Linked DNA regions of Mus musculus: all the other regions are linked to region 3. A link is a loop called in an ENCODE intact Hi-C map of the cell type or tissue named here. Cell type or tissue: heart. All regions are shown on one strand. Region 1 overlaps Zbtb20 (zinc finger and BTB domain containing 20). Region 2 overlaps Zbtb20 (zinc finger and BTB domain containing 20). Region 3 overlaps Gap43 (growth associated protein 43). Region 4 overlaps 4932412D23Rik (RIKEN cDNA 4932412D23 gene). Region 5 overlaps Zbtb20 (zinc finger and BTB domain containing 20).

Evidence for each region. Peaks named below come from ENCODE experiments on the same cell type or tissue, not always from the same donor. Only the 100,000 strongest peaks of a DNase experiment are listed, where the experiment ranks them.
Region 1: it touches region 3 in a loop (6-fold over the local background); 2 of 42 quality-filtered maps call a loop at or near these places.
Region 2: a loop joins it to region 3, with 4 times the contacts of the local background. A loop is called at or near these places in 7 of 42 quality-filtered maps.
Region 4: it touches region 3 in a loop (15-fold over the local background); 30 of 42 quality-filtered maps call a loop at or near these places.
Region 5: it touches region 3 in a loop (4-fold over the local background); 23 of 42 quality-filtered maps call a loop at or near these places.

Annotation. Positions count from the first base shown.
Region 1 is chr16:43,590,034-43,595,033 of GRCm38, forward strand. All of the region lies in intron 9 of Zbtb20 (zinc finger and BTB domain containing 20), which reads left to right. Among named protein-coding and RNA genes, the nearest start is that of Mir568, 48 kb to the right of the region's middle. In heart, a CTCF peak has its summit at 2,989; DNase peaks (open chromatin) are centred at 838, 1,248 and 2,258; H3K27ac peaks cover 718 bases.
Region 2 is chr16:43,165,786-43,170,785 of GRCm38, forward strand. The region is part of intron 2 of Zbtb20 (zinc finger and BTB domain containing 20); the gene reads left to right. Among named protein-coding and RNA genes, the nearest start is that of Gm25873, 42 kb to the left of the region's middle. In heart, a CTCF peak has its summit at 2,882; no DNase peak of the experiment used is centred here.
Region 3 is chr16:42,274,075-42,279,074 of GRCm38, forward strand. The region is part of intron 2 of Gap43 (growth associated protein 43); the gene reads right to left. Among named protein-coding and RNA genes, the nearest start is that of Mir6540, 27 kb to the right of the region's middle. In heart, no CTCF peak of the experiment used is centred here; a DNase peak (open chromatin) is centred at 2,557.
Region 4 is chr16:42,779,843-42,784,842 of GRCm38, forward strand. All of the region lies in intron 1 of 4932412D23Rik (RIKEN cDNA 4932412D23 gene), which reads right to left. Among named protein-coding and RNA genes, the nearest start is that of 4932412D23Rik, 93 kb to the right of the region's middle. In heart, a CTCF peak has its summit at 2,781; no DNase peak of the experiment used is centred here; H3K27ac peaks cover 3,035 bases.
Region 5 is chr16:42,912,092-42,917,091 of GRCm38, forward strand. All of the region lies in intron 1 of Zbtb20 (zinc finger and BTB domain containing 20), which reads left to right. Among named protein-coding and RNA genes, the nearest start is that of Gm19522, 2.5 kb to the left of the region's middle. In heart, a CTCF peak has its summit at 2,851 (motif pointing left); no DNase peak of the experiment used is centred here.

The DNA of each region.
Region 1 (5,000 bases), 1.3 Mb after region 3:
CCAGTTCTTGTAACTCCTTATTTTAATAATTTATTATTTACTTATTCATACATTCATTTTTGTCATTCTGGGAAGCGGACCTGTTGCCCCACACTTGCTAGGCAGTTGCTGTGCCGCTGAATGGTCAGCCCCAGCTAAAATGTTGAATGCCTGTTTTATCCAGGCAAACTCTGCTGTTGTCCATTTCCTCATCTCTTGGATCCAGTAAAGTGCTTAGCCATAGTAGGTGTTCAGCCAGTGTTTGCAGAATGGATGACTGAAGGAGATAGGGCAGCTCAGGGAACTGTACTACTGAGCATATTGCAGGGTTATAATATTGAATTGAATTTTTCCACTCAGCAGACCTACATAACAAAGTGCATCCCAGATACCCTCAGGTTTGTATGCTGGGAAAACAGAGTGCTTTCTCTTGATCATAGACCGCTACATGTTTTGATTTTAATAGCAATATGGCAGGGTTAAGGTCAACTTTGTAATATAATCTGGTGCCTGTTTGTTCATAGATATGAAAATAGATGTTCTTCACAAGATGCTCAAACAGATGATTGGGTGAAAGCTCTAGAAAACCTTGCAATAACTAAAAGGAAAGATCTCCCACTTCTGCTTTCCATCACTGTCAAATGGGGTACAGTTTTGTGCAGCCCCAACCATTCTTTCTTGTCTCATCATCTTCCCAGGTCCAGTCTTTGTCTGGCGAAGGCAGCATATGACTGTTAGTATAGCAAGGAGATGGTTCTTGAGAAATCCAGCCCCCACACACAATGCTCCAGAGCTCCTCCCCTGGGAATGGCATGATTGGATCCGCAGCAGGCAGAGCTGGCCCAGGGAAATAAGAGCTTGGCATAGAATCTTAGGGCCCTCCTGCTGGAGGGGCCCTCAAGAGAGTTGCTTCACACCCACCCTCCTTCAACTGGCTGGACAGTAGAAAGATGTGTAAGAAAACAAATTCCTGGCTGAATGAATAGAGGATTAAGTGAACGAGAGATGAGTCCCCTGTTCCAGAAGTCTCTGCCATCCCACTTGAATAGAAAGGCTAACTTTGAAGCCACTCTGTTCTCCATGGCATGATTTTGTATATACTCAGCTTTGGAATATGGTTGCCATCTGCTGCCAGTACATAAGACTAAGGAAGTATTGGGGTGGGTAGGAGGAGGCTGGGAGGAAAGAAAGAGACACTTAAATGAGCTAATGATCTGCTTTGTGTTGGAGTCTAGGTTTCAGAACATCAGTTCCGTACTGTAAGAACAAAACACCAGTGTGTCTTAGGCCACACCAGGCGCCGGCACATCAGATAAGGCCCATGCTGTGTAGTGTTCAGCCACTGAGCCTCAAGAAGTTTTGAAAGTGAAATTAGAGGAGCAAACCAAGGAAGCCAAAGTGGGAAAGCTCTTAGGGTAAAATATGATCAGAAGGACTCTGCAGATATGTGTCTTCGAGGTTACAGTAGTTCAAACATGACTCTACTAATTAAAGACTTGGAAAATAGTCTCAATCCTAGGAACTTAAAGATCTTTAAACTAAAGTGGAGACTTCTCCATCTACTGCAAAGGCATTGTGAAGCTTTTGTACAGTCACAGGATGAGAGTGACCCAGCTATTGTGCATTGTTGTGCACTTAACTATTGATTAAGAGCCATAGATTGCTGTCCTGGCAGCAGGAGTGGGTGGTCTTTTACAAGCAAAAACCCTGGTAAGCAAAGCCAGCAAAGGCAAGACCATCTATCTCTGAAAAGCAGTGAATAGCTCAGAGAGCTTCCTCTTTCCCTGATATTATCTGTATAAATTACCAGTTATGGCACAGGATCATGTTGATAATTTATATACCAAAATGACATGCCAAAGAATAATAATTAAGCAGAGATGTACACTAGTGAAAAAATTATCCCAGCGAAGTTTACTTTTGAGAAAGATTAGCTAATTAGCCAAGTATGACATTTGAAGGCAAGTCCCCTTCTACTCTTAATAGTAGCTCTGTCTCCACTTTGAGGAGTTAGCAGGATTGTAGGGCAGAAATATTTTCTGGCGTGAAAAGGAAAGAATTCCTTCATTACTATAAGCAAAGTGAGGAGACAGGGAGAGTTGTGGAAAAGCAGAAAATCAGATCAGCACGCATAGAAAGTGGTTGCAAGAGCATGTCGACCTCAGAGCCCTAGAATGACCAAGCCAGGAAATATTTGTTGGCTGTACAAGCTTTGGCCTTGATTCGTATCTGCCATCAGAGCGAAGTCATCCACAGCTGTGATGCAACCACAGAATGTTATTAATGTCCTCAGCCCCTCTCATATGCAGTCTCTCATCCCAGGAGCCCAGTGTGCCTTAGGACTCTGCTTGGCTTCTCCCAAGACAACCCCATGGAGCATAAACATCTTCATTTATAGATGAAATAACTGGTCCACAAAGGCCCGACTCTGTTCTCTGGCTTCAAATGTGAAATGATTAATAGTCATGATGCTGACCCAGCACGTTGTGCTATTTTTTACATTATTTTGGGCTTCTCAGACAAAGGACATATTTTATCTTTCTCATTATTATTTTTAATTACTTTTCAGAAAAGTCAAGATAAAAAAAAGAAGAAGAATCTAACAAATATCCCATAGAGATATTTGGTATTTTCTCTCTCTCTTTTTGAGAATAAATTAAGATCTTCTCTGCTTCTCTATGCTGGATCTCTGCAGATAGTCACAGTCTCATGCCAGTTTTCAGAGGAATAAGGGCTCATTCTAATGGCTGCATCACAGTCCCTTCTGTGAAGAAACAGCCTTTTAAATTCCTGTCTGGACACTGAATAACTTGTTTTTGGTTTAAAAACTTTTAACAGTTTGACCTGAAAACTTTTAAACATTACTAATATACAACCTGGTTGTGAGTTTAGCAATAAATTTAGACCCAGTATGTGAAAAGCCAAAGAGAAGACTAGTGGCTTTTATTCTCCCTGGTGACCTGCACTAAATGTTGCATATTTACTTTGTAAATGAGGACACCCAGTGGCCAGCAAGTGAAAATATTCTAAACAATCCCCGACACTGTTAACATAAATATAAAGAGCTGTTGTCAGCACCCATTGATAGATAGCTTCTAGCATCTACTACCAAGCACTGGTTTCCCTGGGTCAGGCAAGAGTGGAGCCTGATAATTTTCTACCTCACTTTCCAGACTAGGTGTCTCTTTCCCTTTCATATAAACGTGGCTCGCCATCTTTGGCATCCACTGAATCGTCAGTGGCAGAAGGGCCTAGTAGAATATTTCTTAGGACAGATGAAGTCAGGAAGTTGAGAATAACTTAACAGAGATCAGAAATAATAAACAGATGAGTGTGGTTTAAAAGAAGTGAGGTAAGTTCATAAACCATAAGTTCATGGTGAAGACAGAGCCATGGTTATTAACTAATGAGAGAGTAAGGAAATTAAAAACAAAACCCAAGAGGAAGAACAGATGTGGGCCACCAGGGACTAGAAGGACCTCCTGGAACAACGGGTAGGCTCACCTCAGAGCAAATGAGCCCTGAGCTCCACTTATTCTCAGCAGTGTCTGTACAGTGTCTGTTATGGAGAAGTAACCAAAGAGAACACCTACCCCTTTGGGGGAATGTGTGGGACAGTGTCAGGGATCCAGTTAGCAACCTGTGTTCTTTCAGTTACAGTTAGAGTTGTACTTGTATTTGCAGTAGGTAAGGTAGAGCTGTCTTATGGCTGTAAGACAGGCACAAGGGAAAATGGGGAAGGCATTAACTTACTGTCATTATAAACTATCTAGTATGTGTGTAAAGTACAGCTATATTCTTAAACATTCAAATATGTGAACCATTTCCTTGTTTTTCTTAAGAAAATTAAACCTAAGACTCCTGGGTGACCAGTTTATATAGAAACCTAATGAAGTCTCAAGACTGTCTTCCCCTCCCCAGATTTGTACAAGACATGGGAAATCTAGGGAAGGGGTCACATCCTTGGTCCATAGTGAGCTTTGTAGTTGGCATTGCTTGACTCTCTGATCCTTTTGGCTTCTAGGAACTACTCCACTCTCTGTGGTTATAGATGCCCTCAACATGGAGCCTGAGTCCCTCGGATCACTCTTTCTCTCAGAACAGTTAGTGTCCCTTTATGTCTAGCCCCCCAAAATATGCAAAGACATTTTCCACAAAGGCTTATGTGCAAGTTGACTTGTTTCAGTTCTCTTTTGTTTTGTCTGTGAGAGCCTTTGCTGAGATAGGGTCTTACCACATACCTTGGACTGACAAGTCTCCCACCTCAGCCTCCAGGATGCTGTGACCACAGAAATGAGCCATCGCTTGCTTACCTTTAATATTTTAAAGGAAGATGATGATTTTTCTTCTCAGTAATATTACCTCAATCTGACTTCAAAGCATCAGACTCCCCCCTTCATATCCTAGAAAGAGTCCTAATTAGTTCCCTTTAGAAGACCAAATTGAGAATGAAAACCCTTCCTTGTAGGGATTAATAAACTCTGAAACCACAGCTCTTTTGGATGAGGGAGCCCATGTCCATATACAAACACTCAATGCTTCTGATCTACAGGAGGAGGAGAAATGGGACTCTCTTATAAACGCCTTCTCATTCTATAACAACAAACGAAAATTTAATAATTCTACTTATACCTCCAAACCAGTGGAAAGCAGGAAAAGGAAGAACTCAGCATAAACCCTAGTAATCATGTGAAGTGTCCCAGAGAAAGGAGAGTTGTAAATAAGTTTCAGGGAAGGTTTGTAAGGTTTGGTGAGTGGAAAAGCCCAGTGACTTGAGAACTTTTGTAAGATGAGCAGAAGGAGAGAATGTGGAGTGAGTGCAGTCGGGAGACCATGGCACAGTGGTACTTAGCTGGTCTAGCACGCCCTAGACTCCACCAACAGCAAGCTTCCATCCTAGCCCCCAAGTGAGTAATGAATACCATATAGGTGGAAATCTGCAAAATGACCAGGCTCTTGAATCAGTTCAAAGATTCTGTTTGAGAATACAATGAGAATCAAATTAAACCAACCTGACAGAC
Region 2 (5,000 bases), 890 kb after region 3:
TCTGAGCTCCAATTCCTCACCTATAATTAGGGTAATTGTACTAATCTTTTAGGTTCCTGGTGAGGAGGAGCAAATAATAACAGTCTCCAAAATGCTTAGCACTGGGCCAGGCACACAGGAATACTAAACATTTTAAGACTAAAAATCATTAATTTTTCAAATATGGATTATAATGCTAATTACTTTCTTATATAAAAAAGAAAGCATGGCCTAGGAGGTAATAATAAGTAGGACTTTATATCTATCAATCCCTCACAGCTTTTGGATAAAGGACCTTGAACTCTGAATTGTGAATAGTGCTTATAAAGGAAGCTTTGTAAATCAACTTATTTAAAATGCAGTAGAACAGCTTATGATTTAAAAGCATCCTGTGGTGAATCCTTTTATAATGCGAATAATCACCCCCTAATTTACCTGTTCTGTAAGTTCAGAGTTTGGTTTAGTGTGTCTTCTTAAGCAGAGAATACACCTGCACTCTTGTTCCTCCAAGGTAAGCAGTACTTTCATGCTGGGAAGACTTTCAGAGAAATACAGGGTGCCTCTTGGATTTAAGATGGCAGAGGGCAGTAACTGCAGAGACACAGAAGGCCCCTGTTGTCAGGAAGAACATTAATTGTACTTTGTGATGCATACATTTTTAATGAGTGTTCATCCTCATAGGCCAGTAGACCTAGACTGTCATGGGGATCATTGAAGCCTAGGAGTGTTGCCCACATACAAGATCTAGTTACTAGAAAACAATTTGCCTTCTTTCTCTGAAATTTCAATGGAACTCAAAATGAAATTATGACATGCCATACAAATCCCTATGAAACGCCAAGCAGTATGGGAAGCTGTGCAGTAGAAAGAGCAGTGGTCTAGGAACTCAACCTCAGCTAAACAAGACCCACTGCATACTAACAGCACAGGGTACAGAGAGGTGTAACTTTTTCTGTGCATTTGTTTCCTGATTGTAAACTAATTGTGTGGGATTTACATTCCATATGTCACCTCTAACTAAAAATCTTTACTAATCTGATTCATAAATTCAGGTAAACTTTTCTGTTTCTTTCACTCTGGTTTAAAAAAAAAAAAAAAGATTAGAAGAAAAAAAATCACAGAAAAACACTTAAGAGTAGTTAAGAGGTTTTCATGTCCAAATCAACAATGCTTGTCACTCTGCCTCAGCTTGAGCCCTTTTTTTTGCAGATATGCAAATTTATAAAACATTTTATTTAACTGTGATATAGAGATGAATATCAAAGTGGGCAAACTCAAACCAAATGAGTCTTTTCTACCATTATCCAGCAAACATTGACCTGTGTTTGGAGAAACTTGCATGTATTTGAAATGAAATGACCTCTCCCACAAATTAATTATATCTAGGACTAAAATAATTACGTCTTTTCATTGATTCTTTTTATTTCACAGTATCCATGGGAATTTTGCCAATTCTTCATAGCATGGTTTAAGCTCATTCATACCTAACTTGAATGAAGTACACTTTAAATATATGTGTGCTCAATACCATGTATCAAATTCGTAAACATAAGCTACATGATGTGTCATAAAGCAGGGTCTTTAATAAGTCAATGACAACATTGTAAGAGCAGAGAGAAAAATTAAAAACTTTTGGAATTTTTCATACTTTTTCCAATCCATTGAAGATGCTGAGTGTGGAACTAAAATCCGTAGAGTACAGATGCATCTGATATCAAATGGAGAATTTAACATTTTAAACTGATTCATGCATTATAAATGGCTACTATATAACCTTGAAATTTTTTGTCAAAAATATTCAAGCAGATAGATTTTAAAGAGAAACTCATGAGCATAATTCAGGTAAGGGGTAATGAATCGTTAAGTTTAGCTAAATTGGAAGTTCTGGCAAATCTTTGTAATCCAAATCGTCTTCTGAGTTCCACTGCCAAACCTAAAGATGCTAAAGCTACCATATCTGACAGTGTGTGTGACAAGTTTTGCAGGTACCAGAATGACTGGAAGCAGAGCAGAGAATCCTTATTTCACAATGATAAAGTACTCATCTAGTCAGTTTAGGTCTTTAGAGAAATCATGATCTTGTACATGCCATTTCTACTTTTTAATGTGTAAAGATAAAACCATTTTGTCCTTCCTAATATAATAAATATAATAAATGTTAAAAATATGCAACATAGTAATAAACCATTTCTATTTTCTCAATACAGGTTGGGAAATTATATGCTCTATTGAAAGAAGGAATCATTAGAATGATAATATAAATATTAAAATTCAAAAATGCAAGACCATATCTATAGACAAATTCTAGCACAAGCAGTAGATTTTAAAATTTATTGTGATATATAAAAACCATAAAATTATTTTATATGTAAAGAAGAGTCAAGAAATATTGATGGGCTGGAGAGATGGCTCAGCCTTTAAAGGCTAGGCTCACAACCAAAAATATAAGGGTTTGGTTCCCAGCACCCACAGCTGTCTCTCCAGCCACCTTTTTTTGTTGGTGTTGGACACAGCATCCGCACACACAGACTACTAATATCATTTTTAAAAAAAACAGCTGTTAAAAATGTCATCGGTATGTAAAATGAATAAATAAGTAAATGAAAAAAAAGAAAAAGAAAGTAAAAAGGGATTTTGAGTATATGTTCAGTGTTACTGGAATGTCGACCTGGAGACCCCAAAGATCTTCTGAAATCTTATGTATACAACCCATAGAACAAGATGACTACAAGTGAAAGGTTTGGGTTTTTTTTACATCTTTATATCTGTATTGAAGTAGAAGATCTGGATTCCATAATGGAGTCCAATTTATGCTGAAGCAGACTATGTTCTCCAAGCAATACTTGATTTTATTTTTGAAGACTGGAGAACTCATAAAAGCCCAAGAGCACCCTCTAGTGAGACTTTTGTGATAGGCCTAGGGACTTCCTCTTGACCTTCACCATCCCTTTCTAATGACCTTTAATTTTCCAGTGTGTGCACCCTGGCTTCCTACTGTCTGGCCTTAGTGATCAGCAGATCCCAGCGAAGGCGGCAAGCTTGGAAAGTGTCTCCGAGTGAAAGGGCTAGGACCTGGGGTCCATCGTTCTCATGGCTTTGTTTTCACTCATAAAAGACCAGTCAATGGCCAACTAACTTTATTGTCTGTTAAAATGGTTTTCAGAACTAGTTAAGGGAACATAAGCAATAGAAGTCTGTAAATCATTTGTACTCTGAGATCTGCTATAATACAGCCAGGAGCATTTTTGTATTTCCAATATGAGGAATATGGCCAAGGTTATTAAGGTGATTTGGGGGGATGACGACCATGTGAGGAGTAGATAACAAAACTCTAGATTTGACCAGAGTATACCATATACATTTATTTAATGATTAAATTGAATTTTATAAATAATTGATGAGCATTGAAAAATAAATACTTCTAAAATGTAAAGAATGAGTAAATATAATTATATATGTACTCTTGTATTTTAGAAAGATGAATATAAAGAGACTGTCTTAACTGTGTTAGTTTGAGCTGTGAATATGTCATTCACTTAGATTAGTAACTGTTATATAACAATTGATACAAGGTTAATTATTACTTGAATTTATAAACAAGTTGACATAAAGTGCCACCGTTGGAAGGGAACTTAGAGATCTAGATCTTTCCACTTCAGACAAACAGAAGCAAAGCCCTGGTGTACCTAAATGTTAAGCAACTTGGCAAGATGGTTCAAGTGGATAATGGCAGTATTGGGCACAACAGAGACTCCTTGTGCTCATTTTAGTGTCCATATGCTACAATAGCCCCATTATTAAAGAGGCTGTAATGTGATCACATACGCTCATTCTCACTGATTTTGGACAATTCTTCATGCTTAGAGTGAAAGTGTGTGTCTTACTAGTCCCTCTCTTACTCTGTCTCCACTCTTGTATAAGGGAATAAGTTACTTTCTGGGTTGCTTCCAGACAGGAGATAAATCCATGGTTATGTAATGAGATCTCTTTATTCTAGAAACACTGTGCCACACTGTTTACTTGTGACTGACCCTTCAGTCAGATTAATATTCTAGAATTACTAGAAACTGTTCCTGTGAGACTCTGCTTCTGATTCATGTGTTCTGATAGTTTTATCTGTTAGTGTTCACAGAAGTATTATATAATCAAATTTTAAAAGTAATGGGGAAAGCTGTTGGCATTCATTAAATTCAGTGTCTGTGTTGAATGTTCTTATCTAATTTGGGAAGAAAACAAGGTATTCTTGGAATTATCCAACAGAAATCAGATCAATAACTCTTTTAAAAAGACTTTTAGGTATATGATCTGATTTCTTGAAAATAACCAAACTGTTTAGCATACTTATTTTACTTTAGTTTTAGGAAATAACCATTCTCTTTGTGTATTTGTGCTTTAAAATTACTGTACAAGAATTGGCATTTTGGCAAAATGTATCCCATAGTAGTTTAGCAGGAGTCTGTGCTCCAGTCAATTCTCAGTTCATTACCACAGTTTACATCTTGGCTTTAATAATTAAGACTTAGTTATAATAGTCTTAATAGCTATGCCTTTCACCATTGCTAATGTTTGGGAGATGAGATAACTATATGTGGTAAATCAAGGCACAATGTCTTAATTTCAATTGTAATAAAATATAGCTAATTTAGTGAACTTCATTTTCATTTCTTTGCCTGCTAAACAATTCCTCCAATGTAGTGGGATTTGTTTTGTTTGTTTAAGAATATAAAGTGAGTGATATTATACATATAATATCACTTCTAGTGCTAGAACTGATAATGGCTATCAAGGAGGCCACCCTCTTTGACTTTTAGATGAACAAACTGACACTATACAAGAAAAAGGTATTGGAAATGTGTGATTTTATAACTTGAATTTCAGCAATAGGTATATTGTTATTTTCCTAAATATAGTTGACTCTGGAGAAACAACTATTCAGTTTTACAGGTACTCTGACCCAAAAAACTAACCAACATTGTGTTTCTATGTCTAGACTATACACACTACATTAAGCCTGGTCACAT
Region 3 (5,000 bases):
TCTGAATCTGGAACCTGTCACTTCCTAAATGTGGCGCCTTCATCACCTCATGTAACCTTTCTACACCTCAGCCTCCTCAGCTACAAACACCCCCTGGTAGGGTTGTTTGGTGTGTGAGGCACATAGATGGCTAAGCAGTAAATGCACCTATCACTTTATCCTGGAAAAGATGACTCGGTTATCAAATTCTATTCCAAGTCCTAGAGTCCAAATTCACAAATAGTATTATTTGAGCAATTTTGTGAGGATCCAGCCAAGGCTGGTCTGGTCTCGTAGCACATTGTGACAGCCGCAGATTGAGTCCCTGCAAAGGCGGGCCACGTTCCATTCTTCTGCTTAATGTAATACTCAGGTGTTTCAAAGCAGTCTCATGATTCTGAATAGTTAATGACTCCCTCAAACTTCTTTATTTTTGGAGGACCCCAAAAGATTTCTTTTGTGATTACGCTGAATTTCGGTGGTGGTGTGTGAAAAGGACTATTGAAAATGTTAAGGCAGACATTTCTGTGCTACAAAGCCAGATGATCTTACATTCTGTCAAACGGAAGTCTTTATCAACTAATACTTCAGCATTACACTAAAAACTGATATCTGTATAATGCTCCTGACACATTTTATGACTGCAATTACTCTATTTCTAATGTTGCATATGTTTTATTATATCTAAACCTCCCCCAATTGGAAATCCAATAATAACATAGATAGCAATTATTAATCAAACATTAGGGTAACCATTTCCTTAATCACATTAGACTATAGAGCTCAGTTGGTCCCTTTTATTCTAATCTGACTTTATTTTATAGGAAAATAAAAGTATTAATGTGAGGGTTATAGAGAGGAGAGAGACTGAGACTCTGATCCATCCACACACATGAAGTTTTGTTGCTCCCTTCTGTATCTATAAAAGTAAATAATAGCCTAAGCACAGAGTGACTGTGGCTTCAGGAAGTTACTACATATACAGAATTTAGCAATTACTCTAGAACAAAAGCATAAATAATCTATAGTTTTCATCAGTGTTATATTTGCTTGCTCCTTTTAAAAACTGGTTTTCTGGTGTTTTTGTTTGCTTTGTTTTTATTTGTTTGTTTGTTTTGTTTTGAAACTGGATTTCTGGGTAGTCCTGGCTGTCTTGGGACTCTCCCTGTAGACCAGGCTGGCTTTGAACTCAGAGTTCCACTCACCTCTATTTCTGGAGTGCTAAGATTAACGGTATTCTCTACTAAGTCCTTTGCTCTTCCAATGACTTTTCGTAAGGACCTAATAGATGATTGTCAGACCAAGGACTGACAAATTCGAAGTGATCAGATACGAATTAGGTTGTTTTCACATTTTAATTAAGACTTGGGATAGATAGCATTGGGAACAGAGTCACAATTGTTATTGTGAAGAATCCTCAATAAATTATGGGACTTCAATAGACAAATGGAGCAAGTACTATATTCTTGTAGATTTACTACAGGAGGATGACGGTTGGTATGTAGCTGAAAGGGCAGTCTACACCCTCCGCCCTCAGCTGCCTGCCACATCAGTACAGCCCCAGGAGGCTTCAGAAGATGTGCTCAGGTCTCTTGAGTGGCTGCATCTCCCCCCACCCCCCAGAAGCGACAGGGGACAAATGGCTGCTGGCTCGCTACACAGTTCCACTTCACTCTGCTCCCACCCTCTTGCCAGCCCACCAGGCACGTGCCAACAATGAGCTGCCTGCTTCACTGGGATCCTCGGCTCCATTAATAAGCCCTGGAAGGCTGATAATTGGAGATTTGCGGAGCCTGCCGTCTTTCAATGAGGCGGGTTGTTATGGAAACCGCAGGCAGAGCATCATGTACATATTATTGATCCTTTAAAATAATAATAAAAAAGGACCATTAGAATGTAATGTCCCTTTTTCTTACCTCACTTGGCTCCCATCGTTTTCTTTGAGAAGTTTGTCATCAATTTGCACACGTGACAATTCACAGCTCATCTCTCTCTTTATCTCTTAGCACCCGCCCCACCCCTTTCTTAATTACAGAGAATCTTTCACCTCTAGCAGGAGAAAAAAAGTCAGCTGAGCAGAAAACCAAAGGAACACCAAAGAGAACACTCTCAATCTAATTTAACACCAAGGCATTAACTCGATAATTTGAGACAAGAGAAATCAGTCATGAGTATCAATGCACATTTCCTCGCCATTAAAAATAATAATAATAAATCGAACAGAGCTTAGAAATGACTTCGGAGCCCCACCCTAGTTTATTCTGGTGGCAAGATGTTCACCACCCACGATGAAGCACACACGGTGCTCTGGAAAGGAGCCCCCAGCGCTCAAGCCAAGGAAAAAGCCGGACTATTTTTCTGAACTACTTTTAAAATTTAGCTTTACACTCTTGCAGAAAAAAATCCAATTACTCCTTTTACTTAAGGAATACAGACATAATGCCGAAGTGTACCTGACTGGGAGGCCTGTGATCAGCATTAAATGAATGTGCCTGAAGGCTGCTTTGGACTTCAGTGTCACCCAAATTCCTTGCGTTGAAAAGGCCTGGGCGCCATTGTTTCTTGGTGAACTTCCCATTTTTCCCCAGCAGAGGGCAACAGAGTAATACTGTTCCCGACCTTGAGGTCTGCGGACCAGCCACGAATCCAAAGCAAAGCACACAATTGGTTCAGGAACGATTTGCTGTGGCAAGGTCCTACTTTGAAGCCTTTCTGAAGTTAATTGTATTTTTAAGTCCTTTTAAAGGTAACCAAAATCTAAGTCTAGAAATATTGTTTACCAAAGTCATGAAGTCATGGGAGTGGATGAACTAAAATTAATGTTACATTGTGAAATGGATTTCGAGAGCAGGTAATGCTTTGCAGTGGCCTTATCTCTATAGGATAAGGTCTTATCTTATATCTAAGACCTTTGAATCCATAAAATACTATGACATCAGTTGTCATACTATTTTAATGTAGCAAAAGCATCTGCCATTGTTTAGTTTAAAGCCCCAATCACTTCAGGTCTGAACATTTTAAGGTCTAACACAGTCACCTTCCCCTCCCTGGTGCTATAGCAATGTTGCCTAATTAAGTTCACTTCCTTCATTCAGATACCTGCCACCCTGGTGACATCTGAACTTACTCTCTGCAATTAGACTGTGTTTCCAGTCAAACACATACTTTCACATAGCTCTGGGGCCAGGAGTTCGTTTTGTTTGCTTGTTGTTTGCTTGCTTGCTCCTTTTTAAAGGCCTTACATTGCTTCCAGATTGTACACTGAACAACAGCATTTTTCTTTTTACTTTTATATACCAGTATTCTTTACAACGCCTAGAGCTCTTGCGTAAGTCACACCTGCTAGCAAAGGAAAGTTATCTGTATGACAATGAAACGAGCTCCTTGGGTTACCTTGTCTCCTCCACGATGAGCCTAACTCATTATGTGACTGTTCAAGGTGATCCTACAAGACACGTCACTTTTCATTAGAATACACACACGCACAGCCCGTCCTGGGGATTGTTCGAGTACAGTGGGCTGAACAGTTTTGAAAACTGGTCCCAGCTGAATAGCTGATGAAAGACCAAACTCTCATCCATATTGACACACAGTAAAACATGTTACAGACCATTCCAGGAGATGAAAGGACTCTGTGAGACCCGCTATGCCTCGGTCAAAGTGACATCTAAGTTTCCTAAGAAGATTGAAATCTAAGTTGAAATCATTATACTTGTACTTACCTAGAAAGAGCATATTACCCATTTCTCTCAAGAGTTTCCAACTCTGTCTATCAAATCCCTAGATTGCAGTTTCTGAGGGACCAATTACAGGCAGCCTAAATTAATCCTACCCTCACTACCTGGTGGCCTTGGCTAACTTCCAGGCTCAATCATCACTGATAATGTAAGTACTTGGTAATGTTGCTGAGCTCCAAAGTAGGCCAAGTAGAATAGCCTCCGACTCTCAGGAGACTCGGTATATCATTATGTGTCTCTCTCTAGCTGACCACAATAAATTAAGTCATATTTGTACATTAATTTCCTCTTTAAAGTCAGGGGGTTGGTACCAAGGTACAAAATAATGTTTTCCAATAATTTCAGATTTTAAAAAAAAATTTTAAAAATTGGTCAGTTTCTATTAAACACTTGCTATATGTTCAAGGAAATACATTGTAGGAACTTTATATGCAAACCATTTAATGCCAATTGGGTTCGTCTCTGAGATCATTTCATAATGATGAAACCCATACTGAGCTATTGACAGAGCTCCTTAGGGACCATGTCTGTGCTTCAAATTCAATTCCAAGACCTGTACTCTCCCTCCTGTGTCACAGTCGAAGAGGACACTTACCTAACTCAACAGCTGCTGCAGTGCTCTGTCTACTGATGCAACAGCTAGTTATTCATAGCATACTTTCTTCTGTAAGATGAGTCCTTTGCATCATTTAAAATGCATCACTTTGTAAATATCTTGTGGTAGTCTGGGATTGGATGTATCATTAAAGGTACCCAGCAAGAAGTTTTAGAATAGCTTAGAGTTGAATCCAGGCCTGCCAAGTCCTACCTAAGGTAGGATATTTAATGAGGTATCCTAGGTAAATTTGTTTCTAAAACTTTACTTGGAATCTCCAATGTGTTAAGTTTGGAAATAGCTTAAGTTTAAAGTCAGGGGATATTAAAGCTCACCTCTTCTTTTCTCTTACTGCCTGGAATCAAGTAGTTGTTCACTTTTAGTTGAAGTAGGGTTGCCTGAAATCTGATGCTAAAGAATTAAGACAGTGGATGGGTGGGTGGGGGAGCACCATCATAGAAGTAGGGGGAACGGGGTGGGATAGTGGGGTTTTGGAGGGGAAACTAGGAAGGGGGACAACATTTGAAATGTAAATAAATAGAATAACCAATAAAAAAATTTTAAAAAGAATTTAAGAGAGAGAGAGAGAGAGGATATTCAGAAATAGGTCATGGAAAAGAAACAGATGATTTTAACACTTAAAGGAGGAATCGGCTATAAGTGTTATAGATACTTTAGCTAAAAAAATA
Region 4 (5,000 bases), 510 kb after region 3:
TGGGGTGGAGGACAATTTCTGCTTCTAATGTAATTGGGAGAGAAATGAGGGATGGGTCCAAAAATAACTACAAGAGAGGAATCTATCCTCAGTGCCCTCCAATAATTCCTATCTGGCTATCTAGCATTACCCTCTCAAAAGTTAAGGCTCAGGAATCATTTAAGAGATGGGTTATACTGGGGAGTAGATGTAGCTATTTCCACTATTGAAATCCGGAGACCCAGCTCCAAAATTACTCACCAGAAGGGACTAGCGCCAATACTGGGGTTTGGCCTTACTCAGTAAAGCTTCCAGGCAGGAGTGATGCATTGCGGAGAAGAGAGAGATAACAAGAAACCAGAGATTCCTTCTGGCATTCCTGGCCTCTAGCCAGCATAAGAGGACAAATCTAGCTTCTGGCTGAGGACAAGAATGGAGATACTGCCTTCAGGGTCCCACTCCCTAAAATTCCCTATCTCCCATTCTTATCACTCTTGCAATGATCTACTGGTCTAAGTTTATTATGTTTCCTGAGAACCTAGGAAAACACATTGTAAATAACTAGGAAGAAAACTAATTCCACATATATCTTATAATATGCATAGGCCAAAGTTTTCCTCATTGTGAAATAAGGCAGTTAGATTAAATGACCTCCAAGACCTTGTCCAGGGAGGGTTGCCCAGCTGTACCAGCTCGCCTGATATTGTCCTCATTTTACAACCACAGTGTTTACATCCTGGAGAGATTTTTCAGACCTTACCATCCCAAGATAGGATGGTTTATATTAAATTTCAAATTCTGGGACAAATGGCTGAAGTGCCTATTTAACATATCAAAGCAAATGTGGCATCCATGTTCTCCCAGCGTTCTTCAGCCCCTACCTGCTACAAGTTCTTCCTCGTTTGCATCTCTGCCCCCTACCCTGAACTCTCTAGCCCAGGGGGCTGGATTGCTCCCCCCTATATGATCCAGCCATTTTGGTTACCCACACTTTTTGTATCTTTGCCCTATAGGTTGCTGCAACTGGTTCCCTCTCTCTCCTCTCCCTTCTCCTCCCTCCCATACTCCGATGGCTCAGGGTCATGTCCACTCGGGATTCTCCCAGATGTCTCTGAGTCTGGCTAAGCTCCCCCTTTCATCTACAATGACATCCCTCCTCCCCCATATCGAGGAGCAGTTCTGTCTTTTCCTTTTTATTTCTTTTTTTTTTTTTTTTTTCTAAAAAGGAAAGTCTAAAGCATCACTTGATGAACACATTTGAAATCACTGTTTGGTTTAAGTAGAAGTGGTTTCCAAACCCTGATGCTTAATTTCAAAAGAAATGAAAATATTTTTTGTCTTATTTCTCAAATGAGCTTGAAATTTTATATATTGTAGCGTTTACGTGACTAGTGCTGAAAGAGTTAAAAGTCGGAGGTTTTTTTTTTATCGCCCTCTGTGAAGTCCCTGGATAGGATCTACTTCTGACCTCAGCTGTGGCATGTGACAAGTGCTTTGTAGCTTCACATCACAGCTGCATGAGGTCACTGGCAATCCTTTCAGGAGCTGATCCCGCAGCCTCATTTCCTTGACAGAGTAAAGCATTTTACTAGATCTAAGATTAGGCGTATTTGTAACTGGTACGCAAATTATCAGTTATTATTTGGTATTCACGTTACTGCCATGGTTTCTGTGATTCATCCAATGCAGTCTGTGTAAAAAGCAATGACCTCATTCTTTGCTGGATCTAAAATCAGTCATGGTCACTAAAGCCCCTTGTTCTACACAAAAGAAAGAAATCAGATGACCTTTGCTCTGACCCTTGACTTGATATTTACAAAAGCTAATTATGGGGAGGGCCAACTCTCTTTTATCATTCAAGGACATTTGGCTAAGGTCTACTCCTTAAATAAAAAACAAAATGTCATTCAGAGGGCTATTTAAGGCTGTATACAGTATAAGGAAATCTACTCTGATGTTAATTTGGCGTTTTTGGCCATCAACATTGATTTTCTCAAAGTCAATCACGTAAAACATGGGAGGGGTTATATGTCTCTCATTAAAATCAAAGTGGCTCACTAACAAAAGGGAGTTGGTTATCTGGAGGTCTGGCAGTTGGAGGTCAGAGAGACACGTGGTCTGATAGCTTCAGCTAAACCTCTCTCAGTTTTCACTACCACGCCCCTGCCCCTGCTTCTGCTGGAAAAGAACTACCAGGCACTATGCATTGCTTTAACTCTAAGGGCTCTAAGGGTTACTTGGTTGATAAGGAGACCACCCCTAAAACAGAAGGCAGCCACTAATCCCCAGTGGGATTATTTAGTTACCTTTATTATAATAACAATGCTTACAAATACAGGTTTAAGGTAAACAAACATTCAGAAGAAAGAAAAAGAAAGAAAGCATCAGATAGTTAGAACAATGGGAGACACACAGTCCTTTTTTTCCCGGGGCTTCCCCTTGGCTGGCCTTTTCTTTGGGGAAAAGTAGAAGTCTGAATTCTTTTGTTCATTTCAGCCACCGCCCTTTTGCAATCTGAGTCTGAGCAAGGCTGCCACGCCCAGGAAAGGGACAAAGGCAGAGAAAGGGGATCTCTGGGCACTGACACAGCTCCACTTACTTAAACAGGACTCATTTGTTGGTCTCAGTAACATAGCTGTACACATCAGTTACCATCTCTATAAACAAACAATTAAAACAGGGGCATAAAATATATGCATGCTCTGAAATTCTATCTGATTAAAGTATTCTTTTCCTAGAAAGACAGGCAGCCAGAGTTCTACTCGTTTCAGAAAAAGGATGAATGCTGCCCCCTCTTGACTAAGTGCTGGATACGCTGAACAGCCATAAACTCTAATGGCTAGCCAGTGGGAATAAAGATCCTACTTTTGTACAGAGAATTTTAATGAAATCTTAGAAGCTGGAAGGTTAGAGGAAGCTCAAAGTTTATCTCAATGGGACTTTTATAGGTTTCTGGGAGATGGGTCATGCTTTATCGATGCGCCTGCATCTTCTCAGCTGTTTCTGTTTTGTAGATTCTTAATTTTGCCTGGAATAATCATTTGAGTTTAGTGCTCTGTTTCCCCGATAAGACTGATAGACTCCTTGAGAATATGAGCCACTGCCACCCCTCCTCCTCCTCCTCCTCCTCCTCCTCCTCCTCCTTTACTTGCCTTCATAACTATCAGAATACCTTCAAAGATTCATGCATAGTGGGTATTCAACAATACATAAGCAATCTCTAGCTGGCGTCACTATAGTTTATGGCTATGAACAATTGGTTCTCTCTGAACTCATAAATTCAGCTTGGGTTTCAAGTCAAGAAATTTTGTTTTGTTTTGTTTTATGTTTTGTTTTGTTTTTGTTTTTTGTTTTGGTTCTCGAGACAGGGTTTCTCTGTGTAGCCTTGGCTGTCCTGGAACTCACTTTGTAGACCAGGCTGGGATTAATGAGATGAGATTAACTCAGAAATCTGCCTGCCGCTGCCTCCCAAGTGCTGGGATTAAAGGCGTGAGCCAATGTCAAGAAATTCAAATAAGTGCTGTCATTCCTTAATCTTAGAATCATTTAAACTTGGAAGCATACTCGGTTTGCTTATAGGCACCAAGCACTAAAATACATGTTATAGACAAAAAAATACTTTTAAAAATAAAAATTAGGCCAGGCGTGGTGGCGCACGCCTTTAATCCCAGCACTCAGGAGGCAGAGGCAGGCGGATTTCTGAGTTCGAGGCCAGCCTGGTCTACAAAGTGAGCTCCAGGACAGCCAGGGCTATACAGAGAAACCCTGTCTTGAAAAACCAAAATAAATAAATAAAATAAATAAATAAATAAATAAATAAATAAAAATTAAAAAGTACAGGAAAAAAAAACCCTAGTCATGTTACACACAGGTGTAATGTTGAATGTAAGAAAACTGACTTAAGACAAAAAACAAACCACACACACACACACACACACACACACACACACACACACACACACCTGCATGCTGCATGCTCCCTTGCTCTAGAGCCTCCAAACAGTGAAGTAACACACACACAGTGCTAGGAGCCTCTTTGGAAGAGCACTGGCTAGAAGGGAGCACACAAATTGCTTCTAGAATGTTACTAACATTTTTGATATTATTACTATTGAATCAGAGGCACAGCCGCATCCACTATGAGGCATCTCATTAAGCTCTATGCTTATGATATGTGCACTTGTGTACATTATGCTTCATTAAAAACACTTACATGATATTTTTCTCAGACCCCAAGAAACAGATTTGCATATTAGCTAAGACACATTCTCTCCATTGTAGGTACCTCTGCTTTAATTAATGAAGCTAATCAAACTCTCTTAGCTATCGATCAGACAGCAAGACATCTTCAATATGTGGAAATTTTCTAGCAGGATATCTGTACATCGGTTTCCAGTTTCTATGGCAACTACCAGGCAACTACTCTCCTTGAAAAAGAACATGTTCTTCTTCCTGCCCCTCTCAGGCCGCTGATATATTAACACTCAAACAATAAAGTTATTTCATGCATGCAAGCCTGCTTTGTGGAGTAAGGTGGGTACTTTCACAGTAAAATTCCAATTTTTAGATCTTCATCTGCAAAAATGGCCACATGTCCACGAATTTGAGACAGCCCAACAGGAGGTATATGGGAGAGTTTGGATGAGAAAAGGGAAGGGGGAAATGATGCAATTATCTTATAATCTCCATAAATAAAAGACATACTGTTTTTTTGAAAGGTTTTGTGAGGAGAATTTATTACATTAAAATGTGAAGCAAACAAGGCCTGGCAAACTGATCCCAAGAAATTTCAATTACTGGGGAAATGTCTTTGCTGATCCAAGTCAGGAGACCCATGTCCTAGGCAGTCTTTAAGGTGAAACTTGAAGTATGCTACCTAATTTCTTTTTGCCTTAGTTACTCCAACTGTGAAATGATCCTATGACTTTGAAGTCACAAAGGCTCGAATTTAGAAGTGAGTAATGACTGGAAGAACAATGTGAAGCTCTGCAGGCGACTGAGCTTCAATTTGTCCCTGCCAC
Region 5 (5,000 bases), 640 kb after region 3:
TGAGACTCTAGGCAGTGTTTTGTAGTTCTGTTAAGCAATGCAGCTCTTACATAACCACTTTAATCCCGACAAACTTAGCAGCTTTTCTACATAGGAATGTCGAGAAGAAAGGAGCATGGACAGTAAACTGATCAGTTCCTATAGTTGGCAGATGGACCCATGCACAGTTTTCATGAATTCTGAGTGCTTTCCATCACAGCTGATTGAAAGGGTCGTGATTATCATATACTGTTTGCCTTGCTGCTATAAGAAGTAGCTTTGCTATTGAAGACATCTGTGTCTTCAGATAAGATGAATTTAATGCTCATATTTCACATTAAGCAGTTAAGAATCAAGAATTTATTTGAAAAGTTCTCAAATTAAACTACTAATGTAAGGAGTTATATTAAAAATATATTCATGTATAGTAGAGTTTGCAGTTAGAAGAATAAAATGATGCCCAATAAATTGAAAACCATACAAATGGGAATAATTATAAATTACATAGTGTTATTTTGCCCTTAAAGAAACTCAATGTGAACCTATCTTGAAACCATAAAATTTGTTATATAAATGTTAACAGCTAACATTTAGGAGCCTTTAGTTTTTCTCTTTCTATTAAATTGAGTTTCTGTTTTTAGTTTTCCTTTTAAAATATCATATGGATTTACAATCTAATTGTAATCTGTTGTTGTGAATTCATTTCATAGTTTGATCGTTCCAGCAAATGTAACTGACAAAGATTATAGGAGTGTTTTCTATTCGTATGGGTATGCCAACTTAGCCATTAGTAAAAATAATTAGCAGGATGCTTCTTCAGGTTATGTAACTGTTTTGGTTCTCATATGCACATGTGAAAACTGTATGACTGTCATTTAAAATAAAAACACCTTACGTAGACAGCCTTTTTTGTTGTTGTCTAAATAGAAGTCAGGCAAATGCTGTTGGGAGGGTTGCTTTACACTATTTCGTGGTGATTTATTTTCTTTTTAAAATACTGGACACATTAAACTCCTCTTAATTCAGTAAATACACCCCTGCTCTTTATATATTTATTCATTGTCCCTATGTTCTTGGTCATATATTCTTATCACTTGGGTTTCAAATAGGATTAAAAAGAAGTAAAATCCTTGTACCATTTTGTGGTTTCTTATATCAGCAATGATCTTTATTCCCTCATTTCATTGCTACAAGGAAAAGAAATAGATGTGCTTAAGAAGGAAATTGAAATAAGTAATACTGAGAATGGGAGGAGTTGGTGAAAGAAAAATACTTTGTGCCCAACTTAGGAAAAAGCTATTTGACCCATTCCTACAGCTTCCGTTTTCATCCTGCTAAAGCCAATAGATCTAACTACTCTGTTCATCCCGATTCAGATGCTAATGGTGCCACTTCTGCGAGGTTATAGCAGAGTCAAAGCGTCTCACACGAGTGGGACTCTCAGTATCAGGCCTCTTGCTGTCCTTGAATCCTTGGGGTTTGAGCTCTGAGCAGATAGATCTTCATATTTGTTCTGTAAGAAGTCTTCCTAACAAAGCAGTCACCAAAGCAGCACCGTAAGCGGAATTAACGTGGGTGAACTGATCTACCAAGTTTGTGTGTGTTTTCTCTTAAAACAAAGCCAAATAATTTTATATAAAACAGCAACCAAAATACCCTCTCAACTTTCCATCAGACAAAATGGATTCAGGTTTTGTTTTACATAAAAGCTTCCCGAATCCAGGTTGTAATAGCCCATTCTTCAGTGCATCCTGCCCATTTGGTGCTTGCTTTGCAAATGTTGAGTAGATCCAGATAATTCTTTCCTTTTAAGAAAAAATTATACTCTTACATTCTCAGCATACCCACCAATATGAAGATATAGATACTTCAGTACCTACACTCAATAGTTTTGTTCTATCAGTTGGCCATGAAACATATGAACAAAAGTTTAAAAACTATTTTTTTTTTTCTGGTATGTTGAGAAAAACCCTACAGTCTGCTACAAAGTTCTTCCTCTGGAATCAGGTGGTATTAATTAATGCAAGAAAGGGTTTTAAGTGGCTAAATCTGGAGGCCTTGTTTCTTTTGACTGTGATTTTTAAATAAGTCACAATCTCTGTTTTGCAGGATTTTTTTTTTCTTTGACAGTAAAACAGTAAAACTTATCTGATTCTATTTTTTAAGTCTTCAGCAGTGTGATTTTTGTTTTAGGTAGCTTTATTTGTAGCTCTCTCTGTTCATAGTTTCTGTTTATAAGCTAAAAGTGGATGGAGGAAGTTTGGGTTTGCAATGGTGGAAGAGTAGAAAGAGCTTCTGGTCTGAGAGAGCACAGCACTTTAACTTTGAGGTGGTGGGATCAGGGTTAAGTAAATATCACGATATATTATTGGTCATATTTAATGACTCAATAATTGCAATAAACCAAAAATTATTTTTTTGACAGACTGAAGGACTTAATTGCCTGCGGGTCGTCTGAGAAAAGACAGTTTTAAGTAAGTTTTAAGTGAGTGGAGTGCAGCCTAGCTTCCATGGCTCCTCTTTCCCACTGGCCACTAGATGGAGAGGTGGTCCGTGTCCACAGCTTATCCGTGGTACACCGCTCACTTCTGAGTTTCTACTGGCAAAGCTGAACTGGATGCCTTTGAACATTTTATGAACACAGACATGATATTTAGGCGATGCCATCAGAGAATACACTGTCTTCTATAAAATCATAATGTGATTTTCATGAAATTCAAAAAGATTTGTTTTTCCTTAGCCCCTGTAAGTCCTGGCAGACCTGGGAGGCCAGCATCACAACTCTGGTTTTAACTGCCACAATAGCCCCTCTTGCCTCTTTCAAATTTGTCCATTTAGAAAGGGCCTGGAATGAATGTCAGCACGACAGTGCCACCTTGTGTCCCTGTTGCTATGAGAGTAACTAATGCATGAGCCAGTGAAAAGGAAACAACTGGACATTCAGAAAAATATTTGCAATTTGTTCTAAGCCTTGGTTTTGCATTAATGTTACAAAAATACGTATGAAGTGTTTTAGTGTGTTCGAGAATTCTTAATTCTCAAGAAAATATTAGGATCTGTGTATTTCCCTCTCTCATACTAGTATTGAAAATTTTAAAATGCTGAGTTCAGGGAGGGATGTATTTAACTTAGAGTTAGAGATGGAGAAGACAAGAGATTTTCACCCAGTTCTTACCGCTTATAAAACTGAAACTAAGCACATCAGACACCAAGCTATTTCTTCTTTTGAATTCTGATGGGAACTTTTCTATGCATCCCTTGTAATACCACTTCTCACATTCACTTGTCATTGTTTCTGAGCATATAGGCTGTGTAAGCCCTGGGCTGGAGGATGAGACTTATGTATGACTGTCTGTCATTCTGGAACCTTCTATGGTACTCAGAATACTCACTCAAGTCACTTGAGGTTCACATGAATACTTATACTGGGCAGCTTATGACACATTTATTTATTTTGCACACACACATAATACACAACACACACACACACACACATATACACACTTACTTTATCCTTCTCTCTCCAAGATTTAAATGGTTTTCAAAGAATTTCTCTTGGAAGAACACCTTTTGACTTAGCTCCTTTTCAAACAATCCTCTCTAACTTTCTCTTTGATACTATACACACACACACACACACACACACATATATATACACATATATATATGTGTGTGTATATATATTATGTATATATGTATGTATATATATATGTATATATTTAGTTTTTCTTCTTTTTTTAATTAATTTATTTTTTTACACTCCATATTTTATTCCCCCCATCCACCCTCTAACTGTTCCACTTCCCACACCTCCTCCCCACCCACCTGTCTCCACGTGGATGTCCCCACCACCCCACCCCACCTGATCTCTAAACTTCCTGGGGCCTCCAGTCTCTTGAGGGTTAGGTGCATCATCTTTGAACGAACACAGACCGGGCAGTCCTCTACTGTATGTATGTTGGGGGCCTCATATCAGCTGGTGTATGCTGCCTGTTTGGTGGTCCAGTATCTGAGAGATCTCGGGGGTCCAGATTAATTGAGACTGCTGGTCCTCCTACAGGATCACCCTTTTCTTCACCTTCTTCCAGCCTTCTCTAATTCAACAATGGGTCAGCTGCTTCTGTCCATTGGTTGGGTGCAACTATCTACCTCTGACTCTTTCAGCTGCTTGTTGGGTCTTTTGGAGGGCAGTCATGATAGGTCCCTTTTTGTGAGTGCTCCTTATTAAAATGACATTTTCTGTTTGTGTGTGTGTTATGGTTGGCTGTGCAGTAGTCAATGCTCGGTTTCTAATTTCAGCTTCACAACAAAATTCTTGTGCTAATGTGAATGAGATACTTGGCCCTCCTACATCAGTGCATAAAAGAATTGGACTGATCCGGCTGATCTGAAGGGTGTCAACTCATGAGTTTTGGAAGGCCTGCTCTTGTGTTTACATTATTTTTGTACCTTTGACATCTCAGTTTTTGAATTACTACTATAGCTAAAAGTTAAATTACTCATTGTTGAAAATATTACCTGTTATCTCATGACTCAGAAGAGAAAGCTCTTCTTACAGGGTTACATTTAAAGTGGGCATGGGAATTATAAGAGAGAGGCACCGTAAGATTTTGCATTTTATTAAATATTTAGTTTGGTTGATTGGGCTACCACCATCTTTCTCTTTTAAGCTATAAAATAAGTAGAATATTTTTAAAGAGCAACTACTTGCCACCTACATATTATTTCATGCTATTTTAAACTTTATTCATAACTTGTTAAAGTCAGAGTTAAGGTTTAAGTTTCACATGTTTTTGTATGGAACTTATGCTTGAGTTTTAAGTCCACATATCACTGAAAACACAAATAAACTTAGGATTGGATAATTCACTTAACTTTTTAAGTTTGCCTTTATAATTTTTAAAAAGCAATAGTAGATGTTACCTTTCCTATAAACTCTTATAGAGTTATTGTGAGGATTAAACGAGTGAGTTCATGTCTGTAAAGCTTTCACGAGTAGTAAAAACAGTGTACAAATACTA